Linked DNA regions of Mus musculus: region 1 is linked to region 2. Evidence: chromatin loops called from intact Hi-C (ENCODE). Cell type or tissue: gastrocnemius. All regions are shown on one strand. Each heading gives the region's core, and the rest is flanking DNA. Links, peaks and the distances in the headings are about the cores only.

The links. Hi-C counts contacts between places; a loop is a spot of excess contacts. Peaks named below come from ENCODE experiments on the same cell type or tissue, not always from the same donor. Only the 100,000 strongest peaks of a DNase experiment are listed, where the experiment ranks them.
Region 1: it touches region 2 in a loop (5-fold over the local background); 27 of 42 quality-filtered maps call a loop at or near these places.

The regions. Positions count from the first base shown.
Region 1 is chr5:115,557,613-115,560,520 of GRCm38, forward strand. It overlaps Rplp0 (ribosomal protein, large, P0), which reads left to right and starts at 1,855. Exons shown (of 7, transcript NM_007475.5): 1 at 1,855-1,927; 2 at 2,175-2,276. The coding sequence starts at 2,223. In gastrocnemius, for the core only: a CTCF peak has its summit at 1,688 (motif pointing right); DNase peaks (open chromatin) are centred at 773 and 1,776; H3K4me3 peaks cover 985 bases; H3K27ac peaks cover 978 bases.
Region 2 is chr5:115,505,111-115,508,018 of GRCm38, forward strand. Pxn (paxillin) reads left to right here and starts at 1,566. Exons shown (of 12, transcript NM_133915.3): 1 at 1,566-1,758. The coding sequence starts at 1,746. In gastrocnemius, for the core only: a CTCF peak has its summit at 1,455 (motif pointing right); DNase peaks (open chromatin) are centred at 1,515 and 2,333; H3K4me3 peaks cover 1,244 bases; H3K27ac peaks cover 2,000 bases.

The DNA.
Region 1 (2,908 bases), core at 273-2,772, 53 kb after region 2:
TTTGGATTTGACTGTGGAGCACAGTGGGGCCCACACAGTGGCCTTTGAACCTGTTTCTGCAGCCTTCTGAAATCATCAGGTGATTTAAACACTCTGGGCGCTTTCTTGTGGATAAAGTATTGCACCTCAGGACTTGGGGGGTGGGGATGGGGTGACGGTGGTAGCTTCAGGAACATGCACCAGCACTTAGTGCTGAGCATGGGGAATCCTTGTCATTAAAGAGCGACCTCAGCAGCCACTGATGCCTGCAGTTCTCAAACTGGACTGATCTTCAAAGGCACCAGGAAGCTTTAAAACAACAGACTGCTTGTTTAGCATGAACAAGGCCCTAGGTTCAATATCTTCCCCCATATATACACACTTATTTATATATGGATATTTATTTATTCATGGGTCTGGGAAGATGGCTCAGCAATTAAAAACAAGGCAGGAGTGAGACTGTCTCAGTAAAACAATTATCCAAATAATGTTGAACGACTGTGTGTGTATATATATAATGTGTATATATATATATATATATTATATATATATATATATATTATATATATATATATATATATATATATATATATGTGAAGAAGCTAGTTTTATGTATCGATTTTCTCCCGTATCCCTGGAAGGGAAAGCAAACGGTCAATAAAGTGGAAGTGCTTTTTAAGACAACACAGCAAGCGGCAGAACAAAGTTATGGATCCGGGTCTCATCTGGCCGCATGCCCTGCGTTTTGCCTGCTCAACAAATACTTATCTGCCCACTGTCTGGCAGGCACAGAATAAAATCTCTGCCCTGTGGAGCTTACCTTCCTGCAGGGAGAGGCTGACAAGCAGAATGTGGTGAATTATACAGCGAGTTAGATGGTGTAAGTGCTGCAGGAGAAGGTGGGAGAGTAAGGGAGAGTAGGTTTGGTTTTGCCCCCGCCCTTAAAATTTGAAATCAAGAATCAGGGCAGGTCTCCTTGAGTAGATAGCATTTGCAGCAAGATGTGGGGGAGGTGAGTTTCTCTGACCGAAGCTGGCCAGCACCATTCAAAAAGCTGTGAAGCCGGTGGTGGTGGCGCACACCTTTAATCCCAGCACTTGGGAGGCAGAGGCAGGCGGATTTCTGAGTTCAAGGCCAGCCTGGTCTACAAAGTGAGTTCCAGGACATCCAGGGCTATACAGAGAAACCCTGTCTCGAAAAACCAAAACCAAAACCAAAAAAAAAAAAAGGCATACTCTTGAAGGGGATAAAAGGGCAAAGGGATCAGGCGAGAGGCAAACACATCAGTAGGAAAGCAAGAAAACAGATTGCGACAGTGGAAACAGTCGTGTGGGACCTTGAGAATAGTCTACGTTTTAGGCGTTTACTCAGAGAAAACGGCAATCTTTGATTAACTTTGTGCGGGTGAAGATGTAGGTTTTGAAAGGAAGAACAAAACGGGCAGTGGTGGCGCACGCCTTTAATCCCAGCACTTGGGAGGCAGAGGCAGGCAGATTTCTGAGTTTGAGGCCAGCCTGGTCTACAAAGTGAGTTCCAGGACAGCCAGGATATACAGAAAAACCTAAAAAAATAAAAAATAAATAAATTAAAAGAAAGAAAAAAGAATGGAAGAACAAGAGGAGACTAGAGCATCAGCTAGGGTTTCGCAGAAAGTTGTTTTGCTGTACTGACTCGGTGACGCTGCAGGGCGGCTCCGACCCAGCAGAGGGCAGCAGGTCTGAAAGCGCGCCTCCTGCGGCCGGGTGCTGTCTTTACTTTCCCGACTTGCTGGAGTGGCAGCGGTCTCAGCCAATAGACGCGCATGTTTATTGAGTGAGGCAGGACAGTCGATGGAACCAGCCAATAGGCATGGACGACGTCGTCTTCGGGTTTCGAGGACCGCCTGGTTCTCCTATAAAAGGCACACGCGGGCATGCGGCCCGTCTCTCGCCAGGCGTCCTCGTTGGAGGTTGGGGGGTTGTTTTGTTGTGGGAGGGCGGCAAGAGCGCGGGGACGTTGCGGGTGGGAGCGATGGGCTCGGGAAGGATCGCGGCCGGGCTCTGCCCGTCCGGTCTACCGCCTGGCTTGTCGGATCGCCCGCGCTGCTGGCGGCCGCAGCCCGGGGCCCAGCTCTGGCGTGGCCGGCTTGGCCTAGGCCTGGGATCGGGGCCGGTGTTGGGGTTACCGGGCTCAAGCTGCCCCCTCTCTCTCCCCAGTGACATCGTCTTTAAACCCCGCGTGGCAATCCCTGACGCACCGCCGTGATGCCCAGGGAAGACAGGGCGACCTGGAAGTCCAACTACTTCCTCAAGATCATCGTAAGTGTGGAGCGGGCCGGGGACGCGCGGCTTCCGCCTCCGGGTCTTCCCGGGGCGGTCGTTGGCCACGCGCTTTAACAGAGTTTGGGCATCCTGGGGAAGTTCTGTAGTCTTGGGATCTCCCCCCCCCCCCCCCGCGTTCCAGAACTAGCTCGCTCACCCAGTTTTTCATCTCGTCGAGCCCTTCGCGTTTGTGCAAAGGGCTGAGACTGGAGTGATTCATCTTGTTGCCCATCTGAGACCTGCCAGTCAGGCTGCTGTTGAGTGACTTAATTACAAAAGGCCTTTGAGGTGGCTTTGAACCAGAGCTACCAGACTTTGTAGGTACCAGTCTGTTTTAGTTAACTTTTCTTTTTTTTTTCCGAGACAGAGACAAAGATTTTTGGGTCTGGTAGTACCTTTTATATTTCACAACCTAAGATCCCCCGACCTCTCTATAATTTGTTTTCTGTGCTTTTTAAGTCTGTCTCTTCCCTGATCAGAGTCACTTTGGTCACCCAGGCACGCCTTATTTAAAAAGTAAAGCTTAAGATTTACTTGAGGCAAGTCTTCCCCCTATAGCTCTGGCTGGCCTCGGATTAGCAATTAAGCCTTACCTGTCTTTACAGGTGTGGCACCACACCCAGCTAAAA
Region 2 (2,908 bases), core at 216-2,715:
AATATTTAGCTAAGGATGGCCTTGAATTTCTTATTCTCCTGCTTCCACTTCCTAAGGGTGGGGATTTAAGTCCTATGTTACTTGTTGGGCTGGTCTTGAAGTATGTATGTATGTATGTATGTATGTTTTGAGACAGGGTCTTATGTAGCCCTGGCTGGCTTTGAACTGAACTGACTGTGTGGTGTTAAGGACAACTTTGAACTCCTGATAAACTTGCCTCTGCCTACTAAATTCTGGGATTATAGTCTTGTGCCACCACACTCAGTTTGTGTGTGTGTGTGTGTGTGTATTTATTTTTAAAAGTTTTCAAAAAATTTAAAATTTGAGACAGGTCTTCCTATAAATTGCCCAGTTTAGTCCTTACTCTTTCTCTAGTCCAGTGTAATCTTGAATTTGAAGACCTGCCTGCATCTCCCAACTAGCTGAGATTATAGTCCTGAGCTACTACACCAGGCTTTTATCATCCAGTTTCTGAGTCCCCTGGGCAAATCTGCCAGGATCCGGGAATGAAGTTTTGGTAGTTTTTGCTTTGCTGTAATGTGGGGTAAATCTACCTTGTGCAGAATTTTGGCAGTCTCTAGGAAGGGGGAAGCAGGGAAAGGGGTAAAATGAAAGGTTTCATAAGCTCTAAAGTACTGGATCTGGGGCCAGAGTTGGTCGCAGCCACTGCTGATGTTACCAGTCAGGACAAAGGTCTCAGGTTCCAGCCTGGCTGGAGGTACAAAGAGACCCTGTTTCTCCGGGCAGTGGTGGTGCATGCCTTTAATCCCAGCACTCAGGAGGCAGAGGCAGGCGGATTTCTGAGGCCAGCCTGGTCTATAGAGTGAATTCCAGGACAGCCAGGGCTACACAGAGAAACCCTGTCTCGAAAAACCAAAGAGAGGGCTGGTGAGATGGCTCAGTGGGTAAGAGCACCCGACTGCTCTTCCGAAGGTCCAGAGTTCAAATCCCAGTAACCACATGGTGGCTCGCAACCATCTGTAACGAGATATGACGCCCTCTTCTGAAGACAGCTACAGTGTACTTACATGTAATAAATAAATAAATCTTTAAAAAAAAAAACCATGAATTGTTTCAACATTAATTCAAATGAATACTTTAAAAAAAAAAAAAAAGAAAAACCAAAGAGAGAGACAGAGAGAGAGAGAGAGACAGAGAGAGAGAGACCCTGAGAGAGAGAGACAGAGAGACAGAGAGAGAGAGAGAGACCCTGTTTCACAAAAACTACATCTGGGATATTATTCTGGGATGACTAGCACTGCCATCAGTCCAAAGGCTCCAGGCAAGCCGATTTAATCCTCCTGGGAGGTGACCTACAGGGACAGGTGGACAAATCCGACTCTCTTGAGTGACAAATCTGCCACCGACTCTCTTGAGTGACTAGTCTGCCAGAAGGTCGGGTCAGACTGAACGCAGAGGTTCATGGCCTATAGACGCCACCAGCCTGTCCAGCCGCCAGGGGGCGCCACGACCACGCCCAGCTTTCGCCCCCTGCGGGATTGGGCGTGCTGGGGGGGTGGGGGGTCGGAGGCGGGGCGTGGCCAGCGTGCACGCGGGGGCGGGGCTATCCTGTCGCGGGCGCGCGCGCCGGCGGCGGCGGCGGTGGTGGAGGAGGAGGCAGCGCGGCAGCGGGTTCCGTTCCGGGCCGAGGCTGGACGCGGAAAAGTTGCGGGGCGGCGAGGAGCAGCCCGGAGACGGGCAGCGAGGGCGACATCGAGCCGGGGACTGGCGTCTGAGGACCAGCCATGGACGACCTCGGTGAGTGCGGGAGACGGAGGGCGGAGCGGCCGGGGCCCGGCGGCCGCCGATCCCACCCTAGCGCCCGGCTGGGCTGCGGTGCCTACGGCCCGGGGCTGTGCTGGCCGCTCTTCGCTGCGGCGCCTGAGGACCTCGATCCCGTACTGGGTGTTCAGGGACCCACCTCTGGGAGAGGCGCCCCGCTCCCGGGGCAGACCTCCTTGGCTTGCAGGAGACCCTCACTTGGCTTCCCCACCCCCACCTCAGAGCGTCTGCCTATGGGACTCGGTCTCAGAGGCTGTTTCTTCTATGACCCCCCTCTGTTCCCTCCAGGCCACCTTCCACTTTGCACACTGCCCCCAGACCCCCCACCCCGTTTCAGGGATATAGCCCCTTTCGAGAGAGCCCACCCATTTCCTATCACAGCCCACAGAAAAGCTTGTGAGGACCACACCCCCATTCTAATGACAAGTGTCCCCGGGGGTACTGCATATACACCCCCCCCCAACCCCCACCACACACCGTTTCAAGTCTGGTCACCCTGTATTACAAGATCAAGTTTAAACTTAGAAAGGCAAGTTTGGGGGGGTGGTGGCTTATGACTCCCGCCTCTCACCCACCGTTCCCAGACCCTGGTGACATGCCAGAGGAATGAGAAGGGGAATGGGCCGCAGGCTACGGCCATCTCTGAACGTGTCCTGGCTGGCAAGGTCCCCCACCCCCAGCATCAGAGCTGCTGGAAACCCCACAGGTAAAGAGGACAGGACACCCAGAACAGAGTTTTAACTGTCCTCGTGTTATTGGAGCCCAGAGGCCATTCTTTTCAGCCCACACTTGGTCTGCTGTTAGGACAGAGGAAAGGAAAGACTCTCCTGGAAGTGGATTTTAAACCCAAGGGGGTTGATTCAAGGCTTCTAGGAATGCCCAGTGAATCCCAGCGTGAAGGAGCCCCTGTCTTCCCCTCCCCGGAGGGCCCCTCAGCTGAGGAGGTGTGTGTGGGATAAAGTCCCTTCTCTGTAGGAGCCTTGTCTTCACTCTCTGGACTGTGGGTGGCTTGTATGACCGCTGGTGCCATCCGTGTCCCTGGCTCTGAGGAGCAGATTCACTAGATAAGACTGAGGGACCTCTCAGGCAACACAGGGTACCAAGTTAAGACTGGTCATTTTTAAAA